Linked DNA regions of Homo sapiens: region 2 is linked to region 1. A link is an interaction called in ENCODE POLR2A ChIA-PET data of the cell type or tissue named here. Cell type or tissue: PC-9. All regions are shown on one strand. Each heading gives the region's core, and the rest is flanking DNA. Links, peaks and the distances in the headings are about the cores only.

What was found. Peaks named below come from ENCODE experiments on the same cell type or tissue, not always from the same donor. Only the 100,000 strongest peaks of a DNase experiment are listed, where the experiment ranks them.
Region 2: POLR2A ChIA-PET joins it to region 1 with 7 read pairs; 2 of 35 experiments call an interaction of 5 or more read pairs at or near these places.

What each region holds. Positions count from the first base shown.
Region 1 is chr3:194,554,387-194,569,697 of GRCh38, reverse strand. It overlaps the pseudogene RPL23AP93. Among named protein-coding and RNA genes, the nearest start is that of TMEM44-AS1, 22 kb to the left of the region's middle. RefSeq lists enhancers at 12,737-13,066, 12,961-13,460. In PC-9, for the core only: no CTCF peak of the experiment used is centred there; a DNase peak (open chromatin) is centred at 8,107; H3K27ac peaks cover 1,409 bases.
Region 2 is chr3:193,779,293-193,794,603 of GRCh38, reverse strand. It overlaps LOC105374283 (a long non-coding RNA gene), which reads right to left and starts at 7,352. Exons shown (of 4, transcript XR_924839.2): 1 at 7,210-7,352; 2 at 3,455-3,572; 3 at 2,999-3,111; 4 at 2,520-2,778. RefSeq lists an enhancer at 2,298-2,955 and silencers at 13,090-13,384, 13,637-13,696. In PC-9, for the core only: a CTCF peak has its summit at 6,330 (motif pointing left); no DNase peak of the experiment used is centred there; H3K27ac peaks cover 289 bases.

The DNA of each region.
Region 1 (15,311 bases), core at 6,045-10,044:
CTCTGCCTCCTGGGTTCAAGCGATTCTTGTGCCTCAGCCTCCTGAGTAGCTGGAATTTACAGGTGTGCACCACGACTAAATTTTTGTATTTTTTAGTAGAGATGGATTTTCGCCACGTTGGTCAGGCTGGTCTCGAATTCCTGGCCTCAAGCCTGACCAATCCACCAGTCTCTGCCTCCGAAAGTGCTGGGATTACAGGCATGAGCCACTGTGCCCGGCCCCATTTTTTTTTTTTTTTAAAGACAAGCTCTGGTTCTGTCGCCCAGGCTGGAATGCAGTGACACCATCTCGGTTCAGTGCAAACTCCGCCCCCCAGGCTCAAGCCATCCTCCCACCTCAGCCTCCTGCACCACCACACCCAGCTAATTTTTGTATTTTTCGTAGAGCCGGGGTTTCTCATGTTGCTCAGACTGGTCTCGAATTTATGAGCTCAAGCCATCCACCTGCCTTGGCCTCTCAAAGTGCTGTGATTATAGGCGTGAGCCACCACACCTGGCCTTAACAGCCTCGTGTTAACCTAAGCACCTCCAAACTGTATCTCCAAATACAGTTGCTGGAGGTACAAGGTGTTAAGCTTGAACAACTGAGTTTTGGAGTACCCGCTTCAGCTCACAGCAAGGCCTGGATCGTCTTTCACCTAGTCTGTCTGCCTTCGGCCTTTCCTTCCTTGAAACCAGCCTCCACAGAGCAATCGATGGGCCTACAGCACATTGGTGATCATGTGAATGCATCCGCTGCTGAAAGGCTCTCCACCTTCTACAGGGGGCATTGTGATGGTCAATTTTTTTTTTTTTTGAGACGGAGTTTCACTCTTGTTGCCCAGGCTGGAGTGCAATGGCACGATCTCGGCTCACCACAACCTCTGCCTCCCAGGTTCAAGCAATTCTCCTAACTCAGCCTCCCGAGTAGCTGGGATTACAGGCACCTGCCACCATGCATGGCTAATTTTTTATTTTTAGTAGAGATGGGGTTTCTCCACATTGGTCAGGCTGGTCTCAAACTCCCGACCTCAGGTGATCTGCCTGCCTCAGCCTCCCGAAGTGCTAGGATTACAAGCGTGAGCCTCCGCGCCCGGTGTGATGGTCAATTTTATGTGTCAACTTGGCTAGGCTACAGTCCCATTATTCAATCAAACTCAAATCTAGGCATTGCTGTGCAGGTATTTTATAGATGTGATTCAAGTCCATAATCAGTTGACTTTGAGGGAGATTATCCTAGATAATCTGAATGGGCTTGGTTCAGTCAGACCTTGAAAGGCCTTCAGAGCAGAGCTGAGGGTTCTCTGAAGAAATTTCATCTGTGGGCAGCAGCATTTGGTAATGCCTGAGAAAGTTATACCTTGCTTTTTCTGGTCTGCCCTTCAGACATCAGATTTGCCTACCCAGTCCCCACAGTCACACAGGCCAATTCCTTGCAATAAATCTCTTAATATTTATCTCCTAGTCGTCTTTGTCTTGGTTATAGTCTGGCTAATACAGGCTTTGGTTCTGAAAGTGGTTCTAAAAGAGTAGAACCTTAAAAATGAGTTCTTCTTTATATATTTATTTATTTATATTTTAAGATAGGGCAAAACCCCATCTCTACTAAAAATACAAAGATTAGCTGGGTGTGGTGGCACACACCTGTAATCTCAGCTACTCGGGAGACTGAGGCAGGAGAATCACTTGAACCTGGGAGGCAGAGGCTGCAGTGAGCTGAGATCACACCACTGCACTGCAGTCTGGATGAAAGAGTAAGACTCTGTCTCATTAAAAAAAAAAAAAGTGGGGAAAGAAAAGGATGAGTTCAGGGCTTCAAATTCCTAGCTCATGTTTTGCATAAATGATCTGAAAGCTTCTCTATCTGCCCTGAGAAAAACTCTTATCTCCTGTGGTTACAGGACTGAGATTTCTGAAAATAAAATCCAGGGTCTTATCCTCCAAGTAGCTAAATTCCAATGTAAATTCAATTCTCAATCTTGCAGGATCTTTTATTAAAGCAAGGGCATTGACTGGGAAGGAATGGGATACTGATAATTGGAATTGGGACATATGGGCAGATCCTGATGAAGCTGGGATCATCAAACCCCTAAATTCTGCCAAGTCTTCTTTGCCAAAAGTAGCCTTTCCTGTCTGAGCAGATTGGCCACACTCTGCAGGTATAAACCTCATAGGCCTCATCTAAGTTGCCTCGCAAGGTTCTGCGATTCTCCTCAGGACACACCCCTGCCTCTCCTCTTGTGCTGGGATTACAGTCATGAGCCACTGCACACAGGTGAACAACAATTTATTTCTCACAGCTCTGGAGGCTGGAAAGTCCAAGATCCAGGTGCTGGCGGTTCTGGCACCTGCTGAATGCAGTCTCCTGGTTTGCACATGGCCGTCTTTTTGTGGCTCCTCACATGGTGGGAGAGAGCAGAGAGGAAGCAGGGTCTCTGTGTCTCTTTTCCTAAGGAGTACTGATCCCTTTCACGAGGGCTCCGCCCTCACTACTTCCTAATACCATCACATTGGTGGTTAGAATTTCAACAGATAAATGTTAGGGAGATACAAACATTTAACCCATAGCATGGGCTATCACCAATGGACTGGCTGGATGGTCAGAGACTTAAAGGGAACATAATTGGAAAGTTGGTGACAAGGAGGTCTGAAGAAGGAGTAAGCAGATAGACCTCTCTGAATAGGGAAAAATGTGAAGATATTTATGTTCCACATGAGTGCTCACCAAATGGTAACCTCGGCAGAGAGAGAATTTAACAATAGGTGGATGGGATGACCCATTTTATGGATACCAGTCAGCCTCTTTCCCCAGCCAGTTCTGTCATTGCCCACTGGGCTCATGAATCAAGTGGACATGGTGGCAGGGATGGAGGCTGTGTGTGGGCTCAGCCCCAAGGCTGACCTGGCTGCAGCCAGTGCTGAGTGCCCAGTCTGCTGGCAGCGGAGAGACCCTGATAGGACCCCAGGGTTATCAGACAGCTACCTGGTGGCAAATTGATTACACTGAATCATTTCCATCATAGAAGGGCCAGCACTTTGTTCTTACCAGAATAGCTACTTACTCTGGATACAGATTTGCCTTTCCTGTAGACAATGTTTCTGCTAAAACGACCGTCCATGGATTTATAGCACGCCTTATCCACCATCATGACATTTCACACAATACTACTTCTCATCGGAGAACTCAATTCATGTGGCAATGAGCCCCAGCTTACGGAACTCAGAATCTTACCATGTTCCCCATATCCTCAAGCAACTGGCTTGATAGAGTGGTAAGATGGCCTTGAAATTGTTTTTGTTTATTTTTAAATTAGAGACAGGGTCTCACTATGTTGTCCAGGCTGGTCTCAAACTCCTGGGCTCAAACGAGGAATTACAAGTGTGAGCCACTGTACCTGGCCAGAATGGGCTTTTGAAGACTCAATTACAGTGCCAACCAGGTGGCAATACCTCGTGGGGCAAAGTCCTCTAGGAGGCTGGATAGTCTCTAAATTAGTGTCTAATACATGCTACTGTTTCTTCCATAGCCAGAATTCACGAATCCAGGATTCGAGGGGTGGAAATGGGAATGACCCCACTCGCCGTTGCCTGTAATGATCCACTAGCAAAACGTCTGCCTCCTTTTCTTGTGACCTTAGGTTCTGCTGGTCTAGAGTCTTAGGCTTAAAGGGAGGAATGCTTCCACCAGGAAACACAGCAATGATTCCACTGAATTGGAATTAAGACTGACCCTCAACCACTTGAGGCTCCTCATGCCTCTGTATGAACAGGCAAAAAGGGGTTTTACTATCCTAAGCAAACAATACAGACATTTCTAAAAAGCTTGTTTAGAAGGGCACATTTTCTAGCAGTCCTTCTTATAAGAAACAGAAAGAAGAAATAAGTGCATATGTGGGATGAGTCCCTCCCAAAGTTCCAAGATAAGTATTTGAGGAATGTGATGGTCTTTTTTATGTGTTAACTTGGTTAGGCTACATTCCCCAATTATTTACTCAAACACGAATCCAGATGTTGCTGTGAAGGTACCGTATTTTATAGAAGTGACTAAAGCCCGTAATCACTGACTTTGGGTAAGAACGGTTATCCTAAATCATCAGATAATTCAAATAGGTGAAGGGTTTTTTGTTTTTGTTTTTCTTTTCAGATAGAGTTTCACTCTGTCACCCAGGCTGGAGTGCAGTGGCACAATCACAGCTCACTGCAGCCTCCACCTCTCGGGCCCAGGTGATCCCCTGCCTCGGGCTTCCTGGTGGCTGGGACTACTGGTGCGCGCCACCATGCCAGGCTAATTTTTTTTTTTTTTTTTCCAGATGGAGTTTCGCTCTGTTGCCCAGGCTGGAGTGCAGTGGTGTGATCTTGGCTCACTGCAAGCTCAGCCTCCTGGGTTCATGCCATTCTCCTGCCTCAGTCTCCCAAGTAGCTGGGACTACAGGCGTCCGCCACCACGACCGGCTAATTTTTTCATTTTTTTAGTAGAGACGGGGTTTCACCTTGTTAGCCAGGTTGGTCTCGATCTCCTGACCTCATGATCCACCTGCCTTGGCCTCCCAAAGTGCTGGGATTACAGGCGTGAGCCACTGTGCCCGGCCTTTTTTTGCATTTTTTATAGAGATAGTGTTTCACCATGTTGCCCAGGCTGGTCTTGAACTCCTGGGCTCAAGTGATCTGCTCGCCTCCAAAGTGCTGGGATTACAGGCGTGAGCCGCCGGGTGAAAGATCTTAAGAGCAGGGCTGAGGTTTCCCTGAGGAAAAAGAAATTCCACCTGAGAACTTGCATGTCCTTCCTGATGGACTGCCCTGGGGCTTTCAGACTTACCTAGCCATCCCCCACCATTGCATAAACCAATTCCTTGCATGGAACCTCTTCATATATCAGCATACATATCCTACTTGCTCTGTTTCTGTAGTTGAACCCTGGCTGCTGCAAACATAAAAACCTTTCTCTTCAAAGCCTCTCCCATTTCCTACCTTCCCATCCACTGTAGGAACCCAAGAATTAGGCAGGAACATGTGAGCATAATTTCCCCGAGTTAATGGAAAAGCACATTGTGATAAAGACCTAGGGTTGAGAAGGCAGCGGGACCTCTGTTCTACAAAGTGAAAGATTAAAGCTGTGTTGACAAAAGGAATGCGAAGTACTTATGTAGCCCCTTTGAAAGTTAACTAATCCTTGAGGTGCAAGATGGGTCTAATTTTTTTGCTAACATATTTGGGGGAGAGCAAACTGCACTTTGAAATGGGAGTCCCTTTTATCCTGAATGTCCTTTATGTCCACTCTTGGGTCTCAGAGCTACCTCTTCTCTGTACCCAGTGACAGAAAGTGAGGACAGCAGAGAGAGATGCTGGAGGCTGCACAATTTATAGGGACAAGAGAGAACTAGGGCCAGGATATTTCTGATAAGAGTGTTGGTGACTCAGAAAAATGGAGTTGGGAGATGCAGGGACCCCACTAGGGCTACAGAAGAAAGGGGGAATATGAGAAGGGAGAAAGGCCAGCATTAGAAAAGGAAGGGACAGTCACATGGTTGTAGGGCAGCTCAGTGAGGTCCAGACTTTTGCTGAGGGCAAAAGGACAAAGTCTCAGACAAGGGACACAATGCCTCGCTTTCCACACTTCCAACTCTGTAGGGTTCACGGTCATCATTGGAGCTTGGAGTACATATCTGCCCACTCTTGTTCAGGTGCTGAAGTCTAAAATAGGAAAGAACTTTTCACAAGATGGCACTCAAGGCGAAGAAGGAAGCTCCTGCCCCTCCTCAAGCCAAAGCCAAAGTGAAGACTTTAAGGGCCAAGAAGGCAGTGCTGAAAGGTGTCCACAGGACAAAGCCTCCATCGCACCTGCCCATTCCCCAGAGACCAGTCATCCACATCTGGTGGCCCAAGACACTGCGACACCACAGGTAGCCCAAATATCCTTGGAAGAGTGCCCTCAGAAGAAACAAGTTTGACCACTATGCCAGCCTCAAGTTCCCACTGACCATGAGGAGATTGCAGGACTAAGGTCTCTGGAGAATGAGCAGGTGCGTGGGAGGCTTTGTGGTTCTCATCCAAGAACAAAAAGTATAAAAGGGCCATTGGTGGCTGGGTACGGTGGCTCATGCCTGTAATCCCAGCACTTTGGGAGGCCGAGGCGGGGGCATCACCTGAGGTCAGGAGTTCAAGACCAGCCTGGCCAACATGGTGAAACCCCGTCTTTATTAAAAATACAAAATTAGCCGGGCATGGTGGTGCATACCTGTAGTCCCAGCTACTCAGGAGGCTGAGGCAGGAGAATTGCTTGAACCTGGGAGGCAGAGGTTGCAGTGAGCCAAGATCATGCCATAGCACTCCAGCCTGGCAACAGAGTGAGACTCCATCTCCAAAAAAAAAAGGGAGGGGGGCCATTGGCACTGCTGGAGAAGCAGCCATGAAGACAGAAGGCAACACACTTGTGTTCACTGTGGATGTTAAAGCCAACAAGCACCAGATGGAACAGGCTATGAAGGAGTTCCATGACATCTGTGTGGCCAAGGTCAACACTGAGTCAACCTGATGGAGAGAAGAAGGGAGGGAGCTCCATGACATCAATGTGGCCAAGGCCAACACTGAGTCGACCTGATGGAGAGAAGAAGGGAGCAAGCTCCATGACATTGGTGTGGCCAAGGCCAACACTGAGTCGACCTGATGGAGAGAAGAAGGCATGTGTCCACTGGCTCCTGATGACCATGCTTTGGATGTTGCCAACAAAATTGGGATCATCTAATCTGAGTCCAGCTTGCTAATTCTAAAGGTATATATGTATCTTTTCACCAGAAAAAATACAAATAAAACAAAATAGAAAAGGGAAAACCTCCTTCTCCAACATCAGGGAATTAGAAACACCTTCTCTGAGGCTGCAAAGGGTGCAGGGAAGGGGACAAAAGAAAAGCGTCCTCTGCAAAGTGATCGGGAGAGCAGACAGTAAATGGAAGTTAGAAGGTTGCAGATTTCAGCTCTCCCAAGAAACACCTTTTTTTTTGAGATGGAGTCTCGTTCTGTCACCCAGGCTGGGGTGCAGTGGTGCAATCTCAGCTCACTGCAAGCTCCACCTCCCAGGTTCAAGCGATTCTCCTGCCTCAGCCTCCCGAGTAGCTGGGACTACAGGCGCCCACCACCATGCCCGGCTAATTTTTTGTGTTTTTAGTAGAGACGGGGTTTGGTTTCGATCTCCTGATCTCGTGATCCACCCACCTCGGCCTCCCAAAGTGCTGGGATTATAGGCATGAGCCACTGTGCCCGGCCAAGAAACACCTTTTAAATGCTCTTTACCAATAAAGAGAAATGGGCTACCTCGGGAGGGAGGGGGTTTCTTGTCCCCGTAGGTGTTAGTTGACACAAGGTGACCACCTAGCAAGGGTGGCATGGGAAGGATTCAAGCAGTGACCTCTAAGGCCGTAGTCAACAATATACTTTTCTATTTATTGAAAGACTTAGATATGAAGATAACTTTAAGAATATTTGGCACTAGGACTATAAAATATGCTATTATAAGCTCAGAACTAAAACTCATCATAGGGAGACAGAGCTGGACAAGTTTTGTTTTTGTTTTTGTTTTTTTTTTTAAGAAGGAGGTCTCACTATATTGCACAGGCAGGTCTTGAACTCCTGGGCTCAAGCTATCCTCCCACCTCTGCCTCCCTAAGAGCTGTGATTACAGGCATGAGCCACCGCACCCGGCCAGGACAGGATCTTTAAAATAATCTTGTCTAATGTCCCTCTTACCCTCCCCTCCAATTTTATGTGAGAAAATACCCAGAAAGATCTTTAAAATAATCTTGTCTAATGTCCCTCTTACCCTCCCCTCCAATTTTAAGTGAGAAAATACCCAGAAAGAAATGACTAACTCCAGATGACACAGCTAAAAAGTAGATGTGGGCTAGAACCTGGAACTTGCAGCCATGCTCCATCCATTTCTTAACATCTTCTTTTCAGGTCTCTTTATCAAAGCTGCCCAGCAATATCTGGAAACTTACCAGGAAAAAAATAATGGAAACAATTAAACCTTGACAAATGACAGCTTCTTCAGATATGGTTTAAACACAAAGAACTATAAGGAACTCAACTGCTCAAACTCCTTGATAACATCAAGGAGAAGGAGTCATTTCACATAAATCTCAGAGATGATGTCATCGAAACATACAAGTAGCAAGTGGAAGTTACAACTCATCCTGAAGGAAATGATTCTTATAAATAGTTTTGATCTGGAGATACCATTTGGCGTCTTAGAATCGTAGACTCTTGAAATAGGAAGGCCTACCGCAGAGGCTATCGGATCCAGGGCGTGCTGGCCGCACAGTGTCAGCAAGGTCAATGCCACTCTCCACTTGGCTTCTATAGGACTTTGTCCTGGCCACTACTCCAGTATTTTGCACATTAGAGCACACCAAATTGAATGGAAGTTTTTTCTTCCAAAATTAAAAAAAAAAAGTTTTTTTCTGATGATAAGATAAACATGCTTATTGTGAAACTTCAAATAGTACAGAGAAGTATAAAGAAGACTTACCAGAAATCTCACTGCCCAGAGATAACCACTGCGAGCATTTTGATGACTGCCATTCCGTTTTCTCCAGGCACACGTTTGCACTCACGCATCCATATTTTGGCAAAGTTTGGACCAGAGTACAAAGGCAGTTTGTCATATTCTTCTTTACACTAAACTATTTATTTATTTATTTATTTATTTATTTTTGAGACAGAGTTTCGCTCTTATTGTGCAGGCTGGAGTGCAGTGGCATGATCTCGGCTCACTGCAACCTCCACCTCCCGGGTTCAAGCGATTCTCCTGCCTCAGCCTCTGGAGTAGCTGGGATTACAGGCGTGTGCCACCACACCCGGCTAATTTTTGTATTTTTAGTAGAGATGGGGTTTCACCATGTTGGCCAGGCTAGTCTCAAGCTCCTGACCTCAAATGATCCACCTGCCTTGGCCTCCCAAAGTGCTGGGATTACAAGCATAAGCCACTGTGCCTGGCCCTACACTAAATCATTTGTATAGACCCACAATTTCATTTTAATGGCTGCATAGTAGACATTGTATGAAGAGATCTTCATATAGTCAACCACACTCTGATTGATTGATCGATTAGGTGTTCTCAGTTTTTTACTAACTTGGGGGGTTAGTTCTTGCTTTAGGGAAAGAGGTCATCTTGGCCACCCTTGGGAATGTGAATTAACTTTGGAAACTAAAAGCACTTTGCTTCCTCCAAAGTAGTTAAGTGTTTGCGGGTGATTGCGGGGCTAAGGTCTCTGGAGAATGGGCAGGTGGGTGGGAGGCTTTGTGGTTCTCCTCCAGGATAAAAGAATATAAAGGGGCCATTGGTGCTGCTGGAGAAGCTGCCATGCTCCAGGGGAAGACCTCAAGGATATGTCAGTGCCTGGAGCCCGGCCTGACCCTGGCTGACTTCCGGGTCAGCTTGCGACCCTGCCCCGGCTAACCTACCTGTGGAAAGAGCCAGAATTGAAGACTGGACCAGCCCCTGGTCCAAGGTCCAGCTTGCCCAGGCCAGTTGCTGCTCTGCAACCAGAACTCCACCTGTGGCTCCAGGAAGAGACACAGCTGCCTGATACTCACTAGTGAAAGCCAAAGCTTTACCCACTTCGGGGCTTCGGCAGTTCACCAAGGCAACTGCTACTCCGTCACCAATGCTTCCCCTTACACGTACAGTGAGAGACCACACCATCAATTAATCCCCACTGGTGCTATGGAAGGTGGAGACTGAGGGGCTCTGGCACCCAAACTCTGAGGACATCCTGGGATATAAAAGTGCCACCACCAATACCTGCAGCTGAGGGGAGGTGACAATACCACAGTGAATACCTTTTTGACATACGTCTTTACATATGTATCCAATTATCTCCTCCATATAAACTCCTTTAAGTGGCATTACTACATCTGTGGGAAAATGTGGAACAAATCTTGCAGCAATGCTGGCAGGTGCCTGGGAAGGACCAGCTGGCCCACTGCTGAGAACCTTCACGGGGCAGCAACTTGTGACAGACGTAGCCACTGTTCAGAGTCTGGCCTTGTAGGTTCAGCACCCCATAGTCAATGGGACTCCCAAAGCAGACTCACTCAGAGGAGACTGGAGGGGACAGAGCAGAATGTCCAGCGATGAGTTTATAATGAAATGTATAAATGCTGGGAGAAGCAGGCGTTTGAGTCAGCCTGACCAGCCTGCTCTCTCTTGCTGTGGAAATCAGCATGGGAAGCCAAAATCACAATCAGAAGGTTAATGGTAAGCCTAGAATCCAGGAAGGGGAGTTAGTTTGGTGATCTGAATGATGGCTGGATGCATCGTCCATCCCACCACTAGGGTAATATACACCCTTCAGGTGACAGTGGGGGCAAAGGAAAGTCAGGTGAGTCGTAAGTCAGAAACTGCTCTGTGGCTAAAGTGAACCCCTAGCCATTCTCCTGCAGAGTCCTTCTTCTATCTGGCAATACTCTGTGCACCTGGGGACTCATAGCTTTTCCTGCAGATAGAGAGGGTAAAAAATCACACCATAGACCGGGCGCGGTGGCTCACGCCTGTAATCCCAGCACTTTGGGAGGCCGAGGTGGGTGGATCACGAGGTCAAGAGATCGAGACCATCCTGGCCAACATGGTGAAACCCCATCTCTACTAAAAATACAAAAAAAAAAAAAAAAAAAAGGCCAGGTGTGGTGGCAGGCACCTGTAGTCCCAGCTACTTGGGAGGCTGAGGTAGGAGAATCACTTTAACCCTGGAGGCGGAGGTTGCAGTGAGCCAAGATTGCGCCACTGCACTCCAGCCTGGGCAACAGAGCAAGACTCCATCTCAAAAAGAAAAAAAAATCACACCTTAGGGCCCTATTTTTAAAAAGAGCCCATCCATATCTTTTTTTTTTTTTTTTTTTGAGACAGAGTCTCACTCTGTTGCCCAGGCTGGAATGCAGTGGCACAATCTCGGCTCACACTGCAACCTCCACCTCCCAGGTTCAAACGATTCTCCTGCCTCAGCCTCCTGAGTAGCTGGGATTACAGGCACCCGCCACCATGCCTGGCAAAATTTTTGTATTTTTAGTAGATATAGGGTTTCACCATGTTAGCCAGGATGGTCTCAATCTCCTGACCTGGTGATCCACCTACCTCGGCCTCCCAAAGTGCTGGGATTACAGGCGTGAGCCACTGCGCCTGGCCCATATCTACTTTTCTTATTCACTTGTTCATTTATTCACTCGACAAATGATGGTTGAGTTCTGTATAGGTCCTGGGGAGACAGCAGGGAGTAAAGTAGATGCAATTCCTGCTGTCATGGAGTTCATATTCTGGTGGGAGAGAAAGACGATTAATGAATATGCAATGATTGTATATTTATTTGAGCACACCATTAATTAAACAGGACAATTTCTAACTATAAAAATCTATATGTGGCCGGGCATGGTGGCTCACCCCTGTAATTCCAGCACTTTGAGAGGCTGAGGCGGGTGGATCATGAGGTCAGGAGTTTGAGACCAGCCTGGCCAACATGGTGAAACCCCGTCACTATTAAAAATACAAAAATTAGCTGGGCATGGTGGTGGTGTGCTCCTGTAATCCCAGCTACTTGGGAGGCTGAGGCAGGAGAATCACTTAAACCCGGGGGGGCAGAGGTTGCAGTGAGTCAAGATCACGCCACTGCACTCTGGCCTGGGCAAGAATGAGACTCTGTCAAAAAAAAAAGAAAAAAAAAAAAGTCAGGAGCAAGTCAAGAGAAACATGGATAAAATCCTGGGCTAATGTCACCGAAAACCTCCTGGAGTACCATAGGTCTCAGCTGCGTGATTTCCCTCCTGCATCTCACCATGTACTGAGATTTGCTGGAAGCGCCCGGGATGTTTAGGTGTGGTGCCCCCTGAAATGTTTCTTCCTTCAGGAGGGTGGGAAAGAACATAAATTTCATTGTCTTCTCAGTCGAAAAAGAAAAAAAAAAAATCCCCTATGGCCTGATGCAATTAAAAAAAAAAATCCATGTGATGTACCACCCCAGCATCTCAGAGATTAGACGCAGAAACCCAGGTCATGTCCCAGAAGGGAAGAGTGAGGGAGGAAGAACTCTTTTCAGGGATTGATAGGGTGAATGACTGGAAGTTTCTACAATGGGAAAAAAAAAAAAAAAAAAGGCTGGGTTATCATTCCTGTCATTGCTATTATTGTTGTTATTATCAAAAACATGTAAATAGTCCTCTTAAATTATTGTCCCTCTTAAACAATAAAGGTGATAACAGAGACTTCTTTGGGCATTTGCAAACCCAAAGAGAATATTGTTATATATTGTTATTCACCAGCAGCTTTGCTTTAAGGGACCCAGCAATGACTGTGAGATCCAGACAATTCCAGGGGAAGGTCTAGGTGTGTTGTTTGGGTGACTGAAGAGGGTCAGAGGGCCCTTTAAAGAAACGGGTGGGGGGAGGGGTGAGAGATAGCATTAGGAGATATACCTAATGTAAATGACGAGTTAATGGGGGCAGCACACCAACACAGCACATGTATACACATGTAACACACCTGCACATGATGCACATGGACCCTAGAACTTAAAGTATAATAATAAAAAAAAAATATATATATATATATAAACAGTCAAAACAAACAATAATAAAGTTCATACTTACATAGGCAAGAAAAAAAAAAGAAACGGTTCTGGCAGAATGGAAAAGGCACTTTCAAGGGGAGAAGGGGCCATTTGAGTAGTTCGGGTGGTACACAATGAGGAAAGATGTTGAGGGAAGAGAGGAGAGGGCAGAGGAGAGGCACGGTGGCATTAGACACCTATGACAGGGCAGGATGGGAGGAGGGGTGAGAAAGATGGAGCTGCAAGATGTGTCTGAAAAGAAGAGCTGAGTCATGGGTGGGAAATGGGGGTCACCTGGACAGTGACACAATATCTGTGTTAACCAGGGTTGTTGGCACCGGCTGTAGCCTGCCCTTCCCACTCCCGATCGCGGTTCTGGACACAACAAAAACTTATTTATTTCTCTTTCATTTCAAGGTCGGATGTGGGTGGAGCTGGTGGGGGCGGCACTCTGACACAGCTGTCTTCCAAACTGGGCATCCTGGCTGTGCTCATGTGTGTCTTCACCATCTTGGAATCCTTTGCTTCCAGCCAGGTGGACAGAAGAGAAAGCAAAGCTTTTCCTTCACCACCACAAACCGGAAGTGAGCCGTAACTTCTGTTTGCTTCTGTTGGTAAAAATTCATCACACGGCCATTGCTAGGGAGCACAGGAGGGGCCCTGCAGCCCAGGCCTTGTGTGGCCATTCAGGAAGCTGACCCGTCAGGAGGGAGCTGGTCACTGTAGGAGTCAGGAGGTGTTAGTCTCTGTGAGTAGAAAGGAGTTCCCTAGGGTGCCTCCTCACTCCAAATCACACCATGCTGTTTTGTCTGGAGAGTCCCTGGCTAGGCTTAGGGTTTGGGGGACACCAGGGACAACTGAGGCTCTGGCAGTCCCCCCTTGTAGATGGCAAAACCCTGTACTGCAGGTGGCTTGTTGTTTATTGGGGTCAGTGTGCCCTTTAATACTCCTTCCAGCATGAAGATTTGAGGATGAATGTTCAGGGGCTCTGGATTCTTATCCTCTCTCTCCCACTACCTTACCCTCTGACCCCACGGGAGTCTCTTCTTCCTGGGCCTCGGCTTCCTGAGCTACAAACGGAATGGGCTGGCCTGCGTGACCTTTAATGCTTTTCCAGGCACGAGAGTCTATGTCCCCTTAGGGACAAGCTTGAACCACCTCATTTCTGCATCTCCTGAGCTCTTGGAAAGGAGTGAGGCCTGGAAGACTTTCTGGGGTTACTGCTGTGAGCTTCAGCCCCACCTGATCCTACCTAGAATTGCATCATCAAAATAAGAGACTTCTTAAGCTCATCAGCTGCTTGCAGCCACTCAAAAAGTGCATGATCTGAATGGGTAGAGGGAGAGACCCAGTGGCCTGTGCCAGGGCTCCGATTTCAAGGCAGCACGGTGTCCTGCCTCTGTGAGATCCAGCTGTGAGCGAGGCCTGAACATCCATAGATGTGAGACCAAGTTACATCCGTCAGGGTACCAGCAGGCAACAGATGCACACCCGGAAGTGTTTGCACAGGGGGAAAAAAGCTTGAAGCAGAGACTGTTCACAAACGTGTAGCCAGAGGCAAGGAACCAACAAAGAATGGTGAGGTGCCCAGGGCCGGGGACCAGGCCTGAAGGGGCAAAGGAGGAAATGTTGTGAGCAGAGTTATGGGAGACGGACCTTCCCACAGAAGCCAGAGCCATAGAAGAATGTAACAGCAGGAAAGCAGGGTTGAGCCAGCGCGGATGGGGGTGGGATGGAGCAGGGAATAAATGTGTCAACCTCCAATCTCTTGCCAGCGCCTCCCATTAGACAAACCCAACAGGAAGCCAAGGGAACAGGGACTCTGGTGATGCAGTTATAGAAAACACAGAGGGCAGGAGAGGCAGTGGACAGGGGAGGCACATGGAGAATAACCAGCTCGGGAGTCTGGTTATCCCATGACAGGGGGAGTCTGAATGGCCTGGACCCTGTGGTATACTGGCAGTGAAATTCCCAGCCAGGTTGATGATGACAGCAGTGATAACGAAGAAGGTGACCCTATCTTAGATTTATATAACTGTTTTGTCCTCCAACAATATCGGGTTACCCAGAGCATCTTTCAGGACATCTGAAGGAGCCTGGTGGAATTCTCTGAATCTTGCATCTGAGATTTCTTTTAGATACAAATTTAGACCCTGCTCTGACTTTTTCCCGAGTGGTAACACTAGCTGCTCTGTCAGTCCTGAGAGAGTTGGAAGAGTGGGATAAATTTAGACTAGAGTTATTGTGCCTCAGCCAATATGTTAAATACTTGATTTTTAACATGACCCTGACCTCCGTGCCCTGCATAACCACATATTCCCCGTCCTCTATTTGACCAGCCTCTAGGTCTCTCACCCCCACACTGATGTGTACCTCCCCGCCTTCGCCAGCTATGAATAGTTGGTGTGGACAAAGAGACTGGGCGTTGGGCTGCCATCAGCTCCCACTCCATCAGATACCATCACTGTCAAAACAAAGTCAGCTATGTGGAAACCCTTGCCATGCCTCCTGCCTCCTTTTGGAATGCAGCGTTCTGACTGCAAGTACAGAGCGGCAATTTATAAGCATGAGTTGGTGCAGAAAACAAGTCACAAAACCAAGAAAATGAATATGATATGGAATGGCATGAAATTCAGGACTGTCGACAGAGATAGAATGGAGCCAGGAGAAGATGATGCTTCAAGATTAACATACATGAGAGACGAGGGCCAAGAAACCAGGCCTTGGATATTTTTTTATTTCT
Region 2 (15,311 bases), core at 6,074-10,073, 780 kb after region 1:
TTCCCTTATTTACTGACCTCTGTAAGATAAATTTACTCATTCATTTCCTCAGCGACCCCTGACGGTCACGTCCCCCTATCTCACGGATGAGATGCCAGTCCAATATGTCATCTGTGTTTTGCTTCAGCCTGAATTCTGGGAAGTGTTGCCATTTCTCTTCCTGAACATTTGCTTTGAAGATAAAAAGAGGATGTTCATCTCCCCCAAGGACCTCCCCGGGCGTTCCTGCCTGTCAGTCTTGTCCTTGCCTTGGGAAATTACATCAGCCAAACATGAGCTGGACTAACAACCCATCAGGTGACTGCACTCAAATGAAGAGAAGCCCAAGGAAAAGTCCTCTGTAGCATCCTTCTTGCCTTTGATACCCAGGCAATGACTTTAGGAAGGTGACTTGTTTTCACTAACACCTCCAGATGAATGCAGTCAATTTTAAAACCAGGCTCACGATCACTGAGGCAGTAAAAAGCCCCATGGCCTGGTGACCTGGGCTCTGGGTCTGGCTTCGTCACTGACCAGCTCTGACCTTAGAAATGTCTTTACTTCCCTGGCCTCTGGGTCTTCAACTGGAAAATGGGAGAGTTGGGTTGAAGTGCTACTAACGTTTTCAATTATATGTTTACTCTTTCTTTATTATATCTCCAACTGCTCTATGCTCTATGTTTGAAAGAATTTTGACTTCTCAACACATTGAACTTGTTAAGCAGCAGCCTTTATTTTATTTCTCTTTTTTATTCATCAAAGCATACACCAGAGCCTCTGATCAACATGACTGGTTAATCTTCTAGCCAAATAAAACCTCATTGTAAGGACACATGGTTTCTTGTATGATGTTTGAAATTTTGAAAGTATGTCACAAATCCCTACTCCAATCCTCATGGACCCCTAAAAATTCTAAGGATCCCAAATGAGGAACAAATGGGCTAAAACACAGTTAGAGAAGCCTTCTGTGTCCAGTGTTGTGGCAAAGATGATAGAGCCCCAAAACCCCTGTATATAAAAGAAAAGAGAAAAGAAAAGAAAAATGTTACAACACTGGTTTAATTAGCCCAAGCTCAGGCTGTGAAAGCTCAGGCCTTTGTCTTTCTTCTCTGTTGGAGGAGACGGCTTTTTTCCGTCCTTCCCCTCCATTTAATCTTGCCAGTACCGGAATTCACTGAATAGCTCAGCTCTCTCCACCAACAAATACCCAAAATGATGAATAACAAACAACTCACCTATCTTTTCGATGGTTTCATTTACGAACTTCCCTAATACCTAAGGATTATTCTAGACTTCAAAGAATGCATTTTCTATCCGACTTTATATTTTTAATGTAGTGATAGAGTACTTACTATTTTCCAGGCAAACAGCAGACACGCAACACATGCTTGCTGAATGTATGAATGGACTCTGTTAAGCATTTCCACATATTCCATGTAATTTAACTCTCTCAGCAGCTCTGTAAGGTAGGGAGTATTCTTCCCATTTCCCCACTGAGGAAACTGAGTCTGAGGCAGGTGCTATTAATTGTTCAGAGTTATACAGCTAGTAAGTGGTGAGGCTGGCTTGAAGCCAGATCTTTTGTCCATACATCCCTGGGCAGGTGCCCTACAGGGCAACCCCTTTTGGATTCCTGGTGCTCTTCCCTTGGGTGTTTCTGAATGAGCTGACCCTCTCTCTCCTCCTCACCATCACCAGCCCTACCCAGTTCATAAGTCTAACCTCCAGCCGTCTTCTGTCTTGCTTCAGTATTCTTTTGGACATATCTTGCCACCCTGATGTTGTCATTCTGCAACATCTTATTTGAAACTATGGACAGCAATTCCCCCAAACTTTGTAGCAAGTTCTTTGCAATGTTTTGGTGGGATCACACAGCAGCCCTGTTAGGAGCGGTCTCTGCAGTCTCCTCATGCATCCCCTCACTGGGCAGACAAGCACAGCCCCAGGGCCGCTTGGAGGTTCTCTGTCTTTGGCAACTGCACATGCATGAATCTATTCCTTCATCACTACACCTGGGTCACTGTCAATTTTGGAACCACGTTACATTTTTTTTCCCTCTTTCAGAACCTAGAAGGGGCTGGGCGCAGTGGCTTAGGCCTGTAATCCCAGCACTTTGGGAGGCTGAGGTGGTGGATCACGAGGTCAGGAGTTCAAGACCAGCCTGGCTAACATGGCAAAACCCCATCTCTACTAAAAATACAAAAATTAGCCGGGCGTGGTGGCAGGCGCCTGTAATCCCAGCTACTCGGGAGGCTGAGGCAGGAGAATCACTTGACCCCGGGAGGCGGAGGTTACAGTGAGCCGAGATCATGCCATTGCACTCCAGTCTGGGCGACAAAAGCAAGACTCCGTCTCAAAACCAAACCAAACCAAACAAATACCTAGAACTGAGAAGGTCCCTTTTGAACAACTGGTCCAATGCCTCCATGGTTACCGCCCCCCACCACACCCCGCCACACACACACCTATGCCCATTTTACAAATAAAGAAACTGAGGTCCCTGAACTCCTGGATAAAACGTTACATCAGAGGACACAAAAAACAATGAATAACAAATGTTTTTTTCTTGGTGATTGATAGTGGAGGTATTTGAAAACATTCCTTTTTCTAGGATAGACGAGCAAAGAACTCATGGGCTGATGGCCCTCAGTATTCATCCTGTTATCGATGACAAGGCCTGTGTCGTCCCTGCCTCTATCAGCATGCTAGCTCAATTGCTCAGCATGTGGTGCCGATTGGAGTGCTCTTGCTCCACCACTTTGGGGCTGAGTGCCCTGAGACAGGGCCATGGTAAGACTTCTAGAAGAGAAACAGGAAGAGGAAACCTGTTAGTCAAGTATTTCAGCTTAGTATAAAGTACCTCCATGGCACGTCCGTGGCCTTGCATGCAAGCACACACAAACACACACACACACACCATCCTGCCCCTTTGATTCAAATAATTATATCCATAATACGTTGTTTAATGAAAAAAAAAACATCCCAAGGCTAGTGTTTGGGGACAGACCTCCCTGCTTACCTGGTTTGCTGAGAAAATTCCAAGATTTAGAGTCAGAAGAAACGGGAGTAGGATCCTGGCTTTGACGTTTACACAATGTTCAACCTGGGGCGAGTTCCCTTTGGAGTTGTTTCCTGATACATAAAATGGAAATGCCACAGCATTGTTCACAGTGGTGTTGTGGGCACTAGAACAATAAAGCCTGTGAAAGCCGTTTGCAAACTCTAAAGTGCTGCCCAAACAGGAGTACAATTAATACCAGATTTTTACTCCAGGGACCTTCTGGGAAATTCATGTGCTCTGGGGTAAGGGGATCTCTCTCTTTCAGGGCTATTCAACACATGTGGACAGATGTCTTGTCACAGTGCTAGCGGGCGAGGGTGAGGCAGAAATGGGGATGGTGCAGGCTCCGTCCATTCTATTAGTGAGTCCAGGACTACCCTGAGTATGGACTGCCTCTTGAAGTAGTGAGCTCACCATCACTGGAGATATTTAAGCATGGAACAGACAATCGCTTTGCAGAGAAGCAATGGAGGAAATCTAAGCATCAACTGGATGTCGGAATTGATGACCTTCGAGGTTTCTGCATACTTCTCTGGTTTTATGGAAAGGAAAAAGAGAGTTCCATTCAGCAGGGTGTGTGGTTTGAGTTCTGCCAGGGGGTCATCATTCAAACACAAGACAGTGCAGGTCTTTCTTGGGGTCTATGGATTCATGCTGGGGGAGTGGGAGAGATGGACACACAGCAGAGCTCTGAGTGACTACAGGACAGAGAGGTGCTCCGGGGCAAGGCAGTCACAGTGTGTGCATGCCCACCCAGTCCACGCTGCTGCTGCTCACCCTTCTCTAGGGTAGTGATGCCCACATGGCTTGTCCACTCAGGAAGCCATGGTGGTTTCTCCATGCCTGATGCCCAAACTTCTTCACTTGATATCCGTCACCATCCAAGGACTGCCTCCAGCCAACCAGCCTAATCAGCCAAACTGACCCTCTCATGATTGCTAACAAGCCATGGCTCTCCTTCCTGTTTGCCTTCCCCCACCTAGAATGCCTTGCCCCACTTCTTCCACCTCCCCAGTCTCTGCACAGCAGAAGCACTCATCCTTCTAGGCATCACTTTAATGCCACCACCTCCAGGAACTCCTCCCTGATTGCTCTCCCCCCTATTCTCCAAGTGATTTTTCCCTCTGAGCTCACTTCATCTTTCCTTCTCTTGTAGGGCTTATTCTCTATATTAGAGCTAATTGTGGGTATGTTCTGTCTCCCTCTACCAAAATTTAAATCCCTTAAAACCAAGTTCTCTGTCCCTCTATTCCCCAGCAACTACCCCAGCACCTGGTACCTTTCCCAGCACCAGCAAGTGTTTGATGTTGAATAAGTAAATAAACAAATGCACTTCTACTTCCAAACACAAAAATCAGCAGCAGAACGAACTGATGGATTCATTCTTCTCTCCCTGAGTGCTAAGTCTGCAAAATGCCACATCTGGAACACAGATAGAAGATCTAAGGGATGTCAGCAAGAGGAGATCACTGGAAAATGGGGAGTACAGAGATAACATCAATTGGTAATGTGAAATCATCTAATAAATGGATCGGTGATTAATCACCAATTAACCACAAGTCCCAGGACAGATTTTCGAAAGGTGCTCAGAGTTATTGGGCCTACCCAATAAAAAATTATAGTAATCATGACCTGATTTAATTTTTTAACACTGTTTTACACTACTCTCATGGGATAGTCAGGCCAAATGCAACCTCAAAGGGAGGAGTTGGGAGTGGTGGTGTGATGGTGTTGAAAACACTCTAGTCTGGGAAACAGAAGATGTGGGCTCTCTCTTAAGCTCTGCAACCAATTTGGTATGTAGACTTGTCAGAATGATGACCCTTTCCTTCCCCTTCTAGCCTCCTGTAAATCACAGTGGAACTAGGTGCTCCCTCAGGTTAGAGAACGTGTCTGGTTTTTCCATCTGCCTTTGCAATGCTTTGGCTGTTTCCCACTGACTTCTAACAAAAGGCCCTCTGGGTCTACTTAAACACTGGCCAACTAACAGCAGCACATTGCTGGCCAAAGCAAGGTTGACTGGTGAGAACTGTGAAATGGGAGTCCTGAGAAAGAGAGGGCTCCATCAACTCATGAGCCAGGATCTGCCCTTCAGTTTTGATGTTACAGTCACTGGAGATCATTGAACAGGTTAATCAAAGCCAGTGGTCCTGGGTTGGATTCCTTGCTCTGCCATTTTGTCTTTTGGTGCCTCAAGGCTCCCACAGATAAACTGAGGCAACATCTTTGAGCCAGGCTCCTGGACTGCATATTTGCTAAGCTGGCCACAAACACTGCTTGGCCTTCCTCAGAACCCAGTGGTGGGAAGCAGCCCTCTGCGGTGCAAGGAAGAAAACCAGGGATGTCCCCCACCCTCTGCCACCCACTGCCCAGTGCAAATACAGTGCCCATCCCTCAGCAGCAAGTAATTAAATGTTCCCAGGGTGGCCTGTAAATTCTTCACTTCTCTCTTTGGGAGGTAGAAAGGAAAGGAATTCCTACTGAATATTTCTCTATTTTTCTATCTGTGGGTGAATGTGGGTTGAGAGACTGTGTATGTGTAAGCATGGCCCCCCAACCCTGTGCCTTACACAACTAGGTATTTACACACCAGATGAACCCTGCAGGGAAAGGCAAGTCCCCAGCTGCTGTGGAATTTTAAGAGATCTTTCTGGAATGGCCTTATGGGATGTCTGGTTCTAATTGCCTCCATCAGCCAGAGCTGGCGAGCTGGCAGGAGCAATGAGAGGTGCAACTGAACAGATTCCAGTTCACATCAGACCCCCAGCCCTGCCAGAGTCCCCCCAGGGCCAGAAAAGAGAACAAACGTGGCCAAGACGGTGGGTGTGGTGTGGTGGAAAGAACACTCTGCTGGAAGTTGGAAGGCCCAGCCTGCGGCCCAGCCCTGCTGCTAACGCCCTGCCTCTCTTTGGATCCATCACTTTCCTTCTCGGGACTCCAGTTTCTCATCTGCTGAATGAATAGTGAGGACTGGCTGATCTCCAAGGCCCCTTTCTAGTCTAAGATTCAGTGACAGAAATGTCAAGTTCTCATTGCGGAGGGGAGACATTTTCTTCTGAACTTTAAAATCAGGTGCTCTGCATTTTAGATCTTTAAGAAGAATGGGGAAGGGGCGATTTCATTTCTACCCACTATAACCGACCCTTGTCCCAGCCCCAGCCCCATTCCTTCTTCTTGCTGGCTGGGTTGGCTGGAGGTCTGAGCGCTGACCCCGCCACAGAGGCAACAAGATCCCATAGTTCCTTAGTGCCCCCTATAGGCCCCAAAGGCAGTCACACTGAAACGGGAGTGTCCGTGAAGCCACCTTCTCCCCAGCAACACAGGGCTTCGTCTGCTGCAGAGCCTCCGACTTTAGAGGCAGGTGACACAAATGGGCCCCTAATTTGTGATGAATTTCTTCTCTTTTGAGCCTGTTGTTGTTTTAAGGCTCAGACTAAAACCAGTTAACCAATAGCCCCAGCAGGCTGGGATTTGAACACCTCACAGAGGGTCACCAAATAGCAAATACTTCTAGTCCTGCACTTGCCCCGCCAGCCCCTGCCAGGCCCCTCGCCCCACTAACCCCTGCCACTGATGCTTGCACATCTCCAGTGACTGGGAGCTCTTTTCTCTCCAAGTCCATCTGGATCAGTTAGGAATTCTGTTTAGCTGGTAGTAAGAGTCCTAATTGGAGTGACTTTGCCAAATTGGGAGTTTATTTGCCCATCTAAAAGACATCTGTAGATAGGCTGCAGCCTACAAAATGATCAATCATTACCAGAGCACAAGCCTCGCATCAGCCCTGTAACCTCATGGGCTACTGCAGAGTCCCCTGCAGAGGACTACGGGGAACGCCAAAGGCCAATGCAGCGCTCTGCCCACCAAGTCGGGCCCCTTGAAGACCCACGTCATGACTTGTGCTTGCGTCTCGTTGGCCATCCTTGCTGCAAGGAGGGCTGGAAATGTAGCCTCATCACCACTCCAGATAAAACTGGAATCCGATACTAAGGAAGAAAGGGGGAATGGACACTGGTCAGCAAGGAACAGGCTCTGCCACACCGCCCGTGTGCCTTGAGAGAAGTACCGAATGGGGTGGCAGCTGTGTAGTTGCCTCTTCCGGATGCTAACCTCCCTCTGTCTGCAGAGCAGGCGTGGACCTCTTGTGTGCTGCCTCACCTGGGTGTGCTCACCTCATCCAAGAGAACTCCTTGCCTCCTCACACAGGACCAGAGCCTTGCCAAGTTGGTTGGGAGAGATAGTATCTGCCAGATCACTCTCGACTGCAGATGATGCCAGGGAGTAAAACCTCCAACTTCCCCAGAGCCAGGCCTCTCTGGTGCTTTCCTGAGAGAGAACCACGCCGGCTCACCTACAATGACCCAAGCCCAACTCCAACACGCTCCCCAACCCCCACCTCCCCACCCACCTCCAGCGCTCTCCGCCAGGTCTAGAACCAGTGGATATCTCTTGCCAGCAGCCTCTGGCAGCTTTCTCCTAGTCTCCCCGCCCCGTGGGGGAGATCCTCATTCCACGTTTTAATACACACTCACTCCACAGACAGTTCATTGCTTTCTCTCCATTTGTTCTGCTGGGAGCCAAAGCCACTCACCAGTTCAAAGGAAAAAAAAAACTTTTCAATGTTTAAATTTGATATTTAAAATTGTAGATGTAAAACACAGACAAAACTGACTTGGTGTTCTTAGTTTGGCCCAGCTAACACCACAGCTAACTTCTTTTCCTTCCTTCCTTCCTTCCTTCCTTCCTTCCTTCCTTCCTTCCTTCCTTTCTTTCTTCTTTCTTTCTTTCTTTCTTTTTCTTTCTTTCTTTCTTTCTTCTTTCTTTCTTTCTCTCTCTCTTTCTCCTTCTCTCTCTCTTTCTTTCCTTCCTTCCTTCCTTCCTTCCTTCCTTCCTTCCTTCCTTTCTTTCTTTCTTTCCTTCTAGATGGAACCTCACTCTGTCACCCAGGCTGGAGTGCAGTGGCGCAATCTCGGCTCACTGCGACCTCCGCCTCCCAGGTTCAAGCGATTCTCCTGCCTCAGCCTCCCAAGTAGCTGGGATTACAGGCATGTGCCACCATGCCCAGCTAATTTTTGTATTTTTAGTAGAGACAGGGTTTCACCATGTTGGCCAGGGTGGTCTCGATTTCTTGACCTCATGATCTGCCCGCCTCAGGCTCCCAAAGTGCTGGGATTACAGGATTTTTTTTTTTTTTTTGAAATGAAGTCTTGTTCTCTTACCAAGGCTGGAATGCAGTGGCACAATCATAGCTACTGCAGCCTCAACTTCCTGAGCTCAAGTGATCCTCCCATCTTAGCCTCCTGAGTAGCTGGGATGACAGGCACATGCCCAGCTAACTTATTTTACTATTTGTAGATATGGCGTCTCCATATGTTTCCCAGGCTGGTCTTGAACTCTTTCAAGAGACCTTCCCATAACAGCTAACTATTAATATTTAATCAGCTGGCCTCTGGTTTTCTGGTCTCAGATGTCCCAGGTCCACCAGGCTTAGAAGGGAGGCCATTTCTTCCATCAGGCTTGGAAGGGAGGCGGTTAGTTCCCAGGCTCTGCAGCATTTGGCGAATGTCCTTGGACTGCTGCATGGTCACTTTCCTATGAAGAAAACTGAGGCACAGAAAGGCTCTCTACGACAGTTGTCCCTTACCCTGGGCCAAGATATTCAGGGTAGAAGAAGGGCCCAGGTGAAGGGAAGAGAAAGCTGGGGGCAACACAGTGGGCTCCATTTGGGGAACCATTTTCTTTTTCTTTTCTTTTTTTTTAGACGGAGTCTCGCTCTGTCTCCGGGCTGGAGTGCAGTGGTGCAATCTCAGCTCACTGCAACCTCCGACTCCTGGGTTCAAGTGATTCTCCTGCCTCAGCCTCCCGAGTAGCTGGGATTACAGGCATGCGCCACCACACCCAGCTAATTTTTGTATTTTTAGTAGAGATGGGGTTTCACCATGTTGGCCAGGATGGTCTCGATCGCCTGACCTCGTGATCCACCCACCTCGTCCTCCCAAAGTGCTGGGATTACAGGCGTGAGCCACCGCGCCCGGCCTGGGGAACCATTTTCTAAATCTCCCAGGCATGCGTCAGGTCTTACTGTGTCTCCATCTGCACTTTTTCACTTCAACGGCCATCTACATTATTCAATAACTGCACCAATTGTTCGTTATACGAAACTGCATTCTCTTTACAGAGCATCATTTCAAGCAGGCTTCAGTTTTTGCCACGCTTGTTTGACGGGGTCTAAATGTGCCTATTCTTCCTTCCTGTCACTTTCATCCATTCAGTTCTCTCATGAGACTGAACATGTTTGAAGAGAGAGACCCTTAACTATACAATCAGACTAGGATTTCCCTTTAAGATGGAGTTTCCAGGAATGAACTCTGCTTAAAAGCAGAGACCACCTCTTTGGGAATGTGAGGGAGAGAAATAATCAGCTTCAATTTGTGAAGAACCATTTATCATGAATGCTCTGAAACCATGTCTGTTTTAGATCTTTTCTCCAGCATAATTCAGTGATTGCACATATATCATCGAAGCTTCCTAGACTCCTGGGCTCAGCAGATGGCCCCCCAGAGGCCAGCTTTTCCATTTCTCATAGTATACTTAGGCAAAGACAGAGTGTCATTTTAGCACTTTCCTAGTTGGTATTTTTAAAAATATATTTTTGTACTGTTTAATGCTAGGTATTTAATACCTGGGAGTACTTAAAACCCTAATGGCAAGTTGAATTATCACTGCTTTGCAGCCATGGAAGCTAAAAGAAAGCTTAGAAAAAAATGATTTGGTGCATGTGTCATCTTCAGTTCAAGGTGGAAGGAGAAACCTGAGTCCTTTGACCGTATCATATTGACAGCGTGACTTCTTCCTAGCGCATCTGAGTATATTGAAGTTATTATTTAGAAAACTCAGCCAAGTCTCTCTGTTCTCAGATGCTCAACTCTAATGCCTCCAAAGCACAAAATCAGAGTAGCTCAAATAGGGCAGCAGCTTAGTTTGGATAAATCATGTCAGTCCCTGGATGATTACTGTCCTTATAAAGTAGGGGTCACACCCCCCAAAGAGCAGTGCAAAATCTCTTGGAAAATGTACATGGGAGATGCAAAAAAGAATGCATCTGCAGTCATCTCTTTATATCTATGTGGAGATTATCTGTTTAACAAGCATTAAATGAGAGGTTCATCTCTTTTTTTTTTTTTTTTTTTTGACAGAGTCTCATTCTACAGTCCAGGAATGCAGTGGTGTGATCACAGCTTGCTGCAACCTCTACCTCCTGGGCCAAAGTTGTCCTCCCATCTCAATCTCCTGAGTAGCTGGGACTGCAAGCACACAGTACTAGGTCTGTTTTTTTGTTTTTTTGTTTCTTTGTAGAGATAAGGTCTCACTGTATTGCCCAGGCTTGTCTTGAACCCCCGGGTTCAAGCTCTCTGTGTGTCTCAGCCTCCCAAAGTGCTGGTATTACAGGTGTGAGCCACCATGCCCAGCCTGCATTGTGTTTTGTCTTGGGTTCACAGTGTAGGGTTCACATTCGGACCACTGGTGCAGAAGAGGGTAAATTTAAACCCCTTCAAGTCACAAACTTGCAGGTATACGTGCTAAGTGAATAAAAGGAGGGAGTTCAAGTGGCTCACAACTATAATCCCAGCACTTCGGGAAGCCGAGGTGAAAGATCGCTTAAGGCCAGGAATTCAAGATAGCCTGGGCAACATCTCAAGATCCAATCTCTACAAAAAATCTAAAAAACTTTTTAAAGGTGAGGGCAGTGGTAAACAGTATAATACACTGATTTTGTATTTAAAAAGGAAAAAGGAATAGGGATACACATATACCTACTTATTTGCATTGTATCCATGATGACTACATCTGAAGGAATGCACCAGAAGCTGGAAACATTGTTCCTAGAAGTGGAAGATGGGTGATGGGAGGAAGGAGTAGGAGGGAGGATTTCTACTTTATATCGTTGGTACCATTTTAAACTTTAAACCATGAGAACGTATTACCTATTCACCAAAGAATCAATACAATTTGATGTAAAACATCATGCAACCTGTTCCATGGCAGGGTCAGTGGCTCCAGGTCCTGGGAGTAGGAGAGCAGTAGGTTGGAAAGGGTTGTTTTAGAACCTGTCTCAGCCAGCCTGGCTGAGAGTTGTGACATCCTTTGACCTCAGACTGTGCTCCTCCTGCTACCCAGAGTGTGGCCAGGAGTCACAAGCTCATGTTATTTCTTCAAGCAAATGATGATGTACATCGGTTGCTGGCTGGCATATCGTGCTTTCCCAGCAAAGCAACAAGAATGCTTATGTCCCTGTCTGGGATCTCACTGAAGAGGGTTGCAGACCAAACAGAGGGAACCCCAGAAGCTGGTCATGATGGGCTGGGAAAGTATGTGCTGTAAGGGAGGTCTGAAGCCGGGAGACCAGAGGGCTCGAGGAGCCAGGAGCCGTGTTTCCAGCCATCTGAAGGGAAACCAGAAGACAGGCTAGATGAGAGCTGGGTGGACCTGTGTCCTGGGCAACCTGCAGACTTCCCAGAGCCCCTTTCCTCATCCGCAACATGGGACAGTAATATCCACAGCAAAGGTCTCTCTGGAGTTTTCTGGTTTACGACTTAATGCATGCAAGATGTCTAGCACTTACTAGGCACCCTGCAGAGGTTTCTGAGTCCCATCCCCACCCCTAATCATTCCTGTCAAACCACTAAATTTGTTCAGAGTGGCCCCAGTGTGTGAAAGCTGCAGGAAAAGAGACTTGGGCTCCTATTAGAAAAGACTTTCCTATAGACAGAACCATTCAAAGGTGGAGCAATTCTGTTCTGATGGGCATTTTTCAGGTAACAGTGCTTTATTGGAAGAAACTCAAGGCTCTTTTTTCTGGGTCTCTAAACTCATGACAAACGAAGTAGGATCAAAGACCCCTGGGCCCCATCTCAGACATGGCCCTTCGTGGCCCCTTCCACCTCACTCGCCTCTCCATTCCTGTCCCTCCTCCAGCCAGCCTGTGCAGCTCCCAGAAAGGCTCAATTAAGAAGGCATTTCCAGACCTCGCTGCGGCTGGCACCACCACATTTTTTGCATTCTCTGCCTCTGCGGCTCCTGGAGGCATGAGGTGTGTATCTGCCTGTGTGTGTGTCTCTTATCTACCTCAGGAGAAAAGGACACGAGTCTTGTGACTCAGCCTAAGAGCAATTTCCTCCTTTGACTTCACATTTCCAATTGGAGGGACCCTGGGTTCCAGCGATAACCGTGAGAGTGTCTTCTTAGAGCGAATGTCCTTAATTGTGCTCTGACTTTCCAGGGCTTCTGAGCAGGTGCTGTTGGGAGTCCTTGAGAACTCCAGAATAAGTGAGGTCTGATCCATGCTCCAAACGCAACTACAGTCAAATAGAGGGGATACACACTTATGTTCGGTGTAACTCTCACACCAAACGAACCATGACAAATGCCACAGGGAGCTAAGTGCCATAAAGAATGATTGTAAATGTTAGATATAATAATGGCAAGTGGTTATGTTAAAGGGAAAGCAGTCCTTCTCAGTCAGAGATGCATGCAGATGTCTAGGTTGTTTTAAAATACTCTAGGGAAAGCCAGGCCCGGTGGCTCATGCCTGTAATCCCAGCACTTTGAAAGTCCAAAGCAGGCGGATCACCTGAGGTCAGGAGTTCGAGACCAGCCTGGCAAACATGGAGAAACCCTGTCTCTACTAAAAATACAAAAATTAACTAGGCAGGGTGGCGGGAGCCTGTAATCCCAGCTACTCAGGAGGCTGAGACAGGAGAATCACTTGAATCTGGGAGGTGGAGGTTGCTGTGAGCCAAGTTCACACCACTGTACTCCAGCCTGGGCGGCAGAGCAAGACTCTATCTCAAAATAAATAAATAAATAAGTAACGCTAGGGAAAAACATCTTAAGTGTTTTGGGGTGAGATGATATGATGTCTGGGGTTTGATTTAAAACATTCCAGAAAAAAGGTTGGAGAATAGATGAACAATTTGGCAAAACATTGATAATTGTCATTATTAAAGCTGGGCGTGGGTATAAGAGAGTTTGTTATATCATATTCTCTATTTTTGTATATGCTTGGAAAATTCCAGAATAAAAAGTTAAAAGGAAATGAATGGTTAATGCTGACAGGAGGTGTGTGGGTCAGGGACAGCTTCACACAGTAGGTGAGGTTGAAACTGGGCTTAGAAGATGAGTCAGAGATTGGAAGTGGGAGGGATAGACATGATTTGGAAGCTCTTGTTGGCTTTATTTTTTGTCTGTAAATCCTTCTGTTCTCCTGGGTTTTCATAGCAGTGAAAGCATTTCCCCCTCCAGGGTGTGACCTGCCCTTGTTTCAGACACCCCTTTGGATGGGGCCTCTCAGTGAGGCCTTCTTTGGCTGGCAGAGCTGGAGCTGTCGTGGCCCTGACCAGGTCTGCAGCCCCCACCCCGCTTCCTTCCTCCTCTCTCCCCCTCCATGCCCCGTCTGGGGAAAATTATCCCAGCTCCAAGTAGTAAATTTAAGGCCTTGGCAGCCCTCCCACAGATGACTCCCAAATTATCCCATTCCAAGGGTGGGAGTGGGGAGGCCAGAAGTTCAGGCCCGAGGCATTCACCCAGTCGTTTGAGAGCTCCGGGCGCCATCTGCTGACGGCACCCGGAGCTCCAGCTTGGAATGAAGGCAGGGGGTGTGCTGGAATTCACCAACTCCAGAACAAGGCCGGTCTCAGATCTCTGAGAATGAAGGGGATGCACTGTTTGACAGACACCAGGCAGAAAAGGCGAAGAAAGAGGACGTGTGTGCGTGTGCCTATGTGTGTGCCCGAGTCTGCGTTTGTGGATTTATGCATTTTATGCATGGCGACTGGCTGCTGGGCTGGGGGTGTTTTGGAGGGTGTGTTGGGATGGTCTGCATGCTTCTGTCATTGTTCCTTAGGGTGAGTATGTGGGCCGTCTCCAGAGTAAAAAGACAGTAAATAAGAGGTAATCAGACCCAGCTGTATCCCTCCGAGGGAAGTCTCCAGATGTCCTCCCATCGTTAATCCTCAGCCCAAACATGGGTGATAGGTGACTCGGTTGATTGCATTTTCAGCTGGGGAAAATGAGGCATGTGGCATAACCAGAGCCCTTAGTGAGAAGACTGGCTTCACCACAAGCATCAAATAACCTGGAGGCAAAGACCCTGGAGGTCATTGAGTTCAACCTTCTTACTTTGCAGAGAAGGAAGCATGAGTTCAATGAAGGGGAAAGCAAAAGAGATCCTATTAGATTATCCTTCAAGTCCTTCTCAGCCATGAGTTCTGATGGGCAATTCCGCAACTCACCAAGCCCAATATTTGTGCCAGGAGGGTCCTGGGCAGCTGCTCTCCTGCCTTGCCCCATCTCTGCTTTACCTCTTCTCTATTTTCTCTCCTGAAAGAATTTCCTGGCCCATAAATCCTGAGAGATTTATTATTTCCTGAGGCATCCCTTAGTTGGAAAATGTAGCTTTACAGTCGCCGACTCAGGACCACACTGGGGTCCCAGCTGTTAGCGTGGGAGCACAATTTCTCCTGCATGGTAGTGGGGAGGACGCCAGCCTTCCACCCATCGCAGAGGGGCCACCAACATCACTAGTTACATTTCCTGGCTTCTAACTAAAGCTGCTGAAACACCAGCTCAGAAGTTTCTCTCAGCAAGTTGTAAGAGCAGCCACAAAGTCTAAGAAGAACCAAAGAGCTTGGTTTCTCTCCTCGCCAGCTGGAAGCAGGGGACCTGGGATCTTCCTGTCATCACGATTATTTCTTCTCTCTAAAATGACTGCTTCTGACTCTAGTCTTTTCCCCTCCAATGTGAAAAAAAAAAAATTCCTAAAGCACAGCTCACCTCAAAATCCTGCAGGCAACACCTCCTTTTTTCATATAGGATAAGTCCAGATACTTTTATGGGTTCTTCAAGCACCTCAAACCATGACCCCACATCCCTCCAACACCTTCTCTTCATATTTTCCTATGTGCACTGAGTTCCGGCCACACTGGCCCCTTACCTGTTTCTAGTTCCACCCCCAAGGCCGTTCTGCATCTGCATTGACCATACTGTCACTCACAGCTCCCTCAACCTCAAATGCTCCTTTCTCTGTCTCTAAATGTTGAGATCCCATTTCCCAAAGACCTATCTCAAATGCCATCCTTTCCTGGAAGCCTTTAGGGACCTCCTCCCTCCAAACTAAACAATCCCTGTTGAGTCTGCTGGTGTTGTATTCGGCTTGTACCTTTTCACATTCTTCTAGGCTGCCTTATTTTACAGCTCCTTCTTCCCATTGACTATT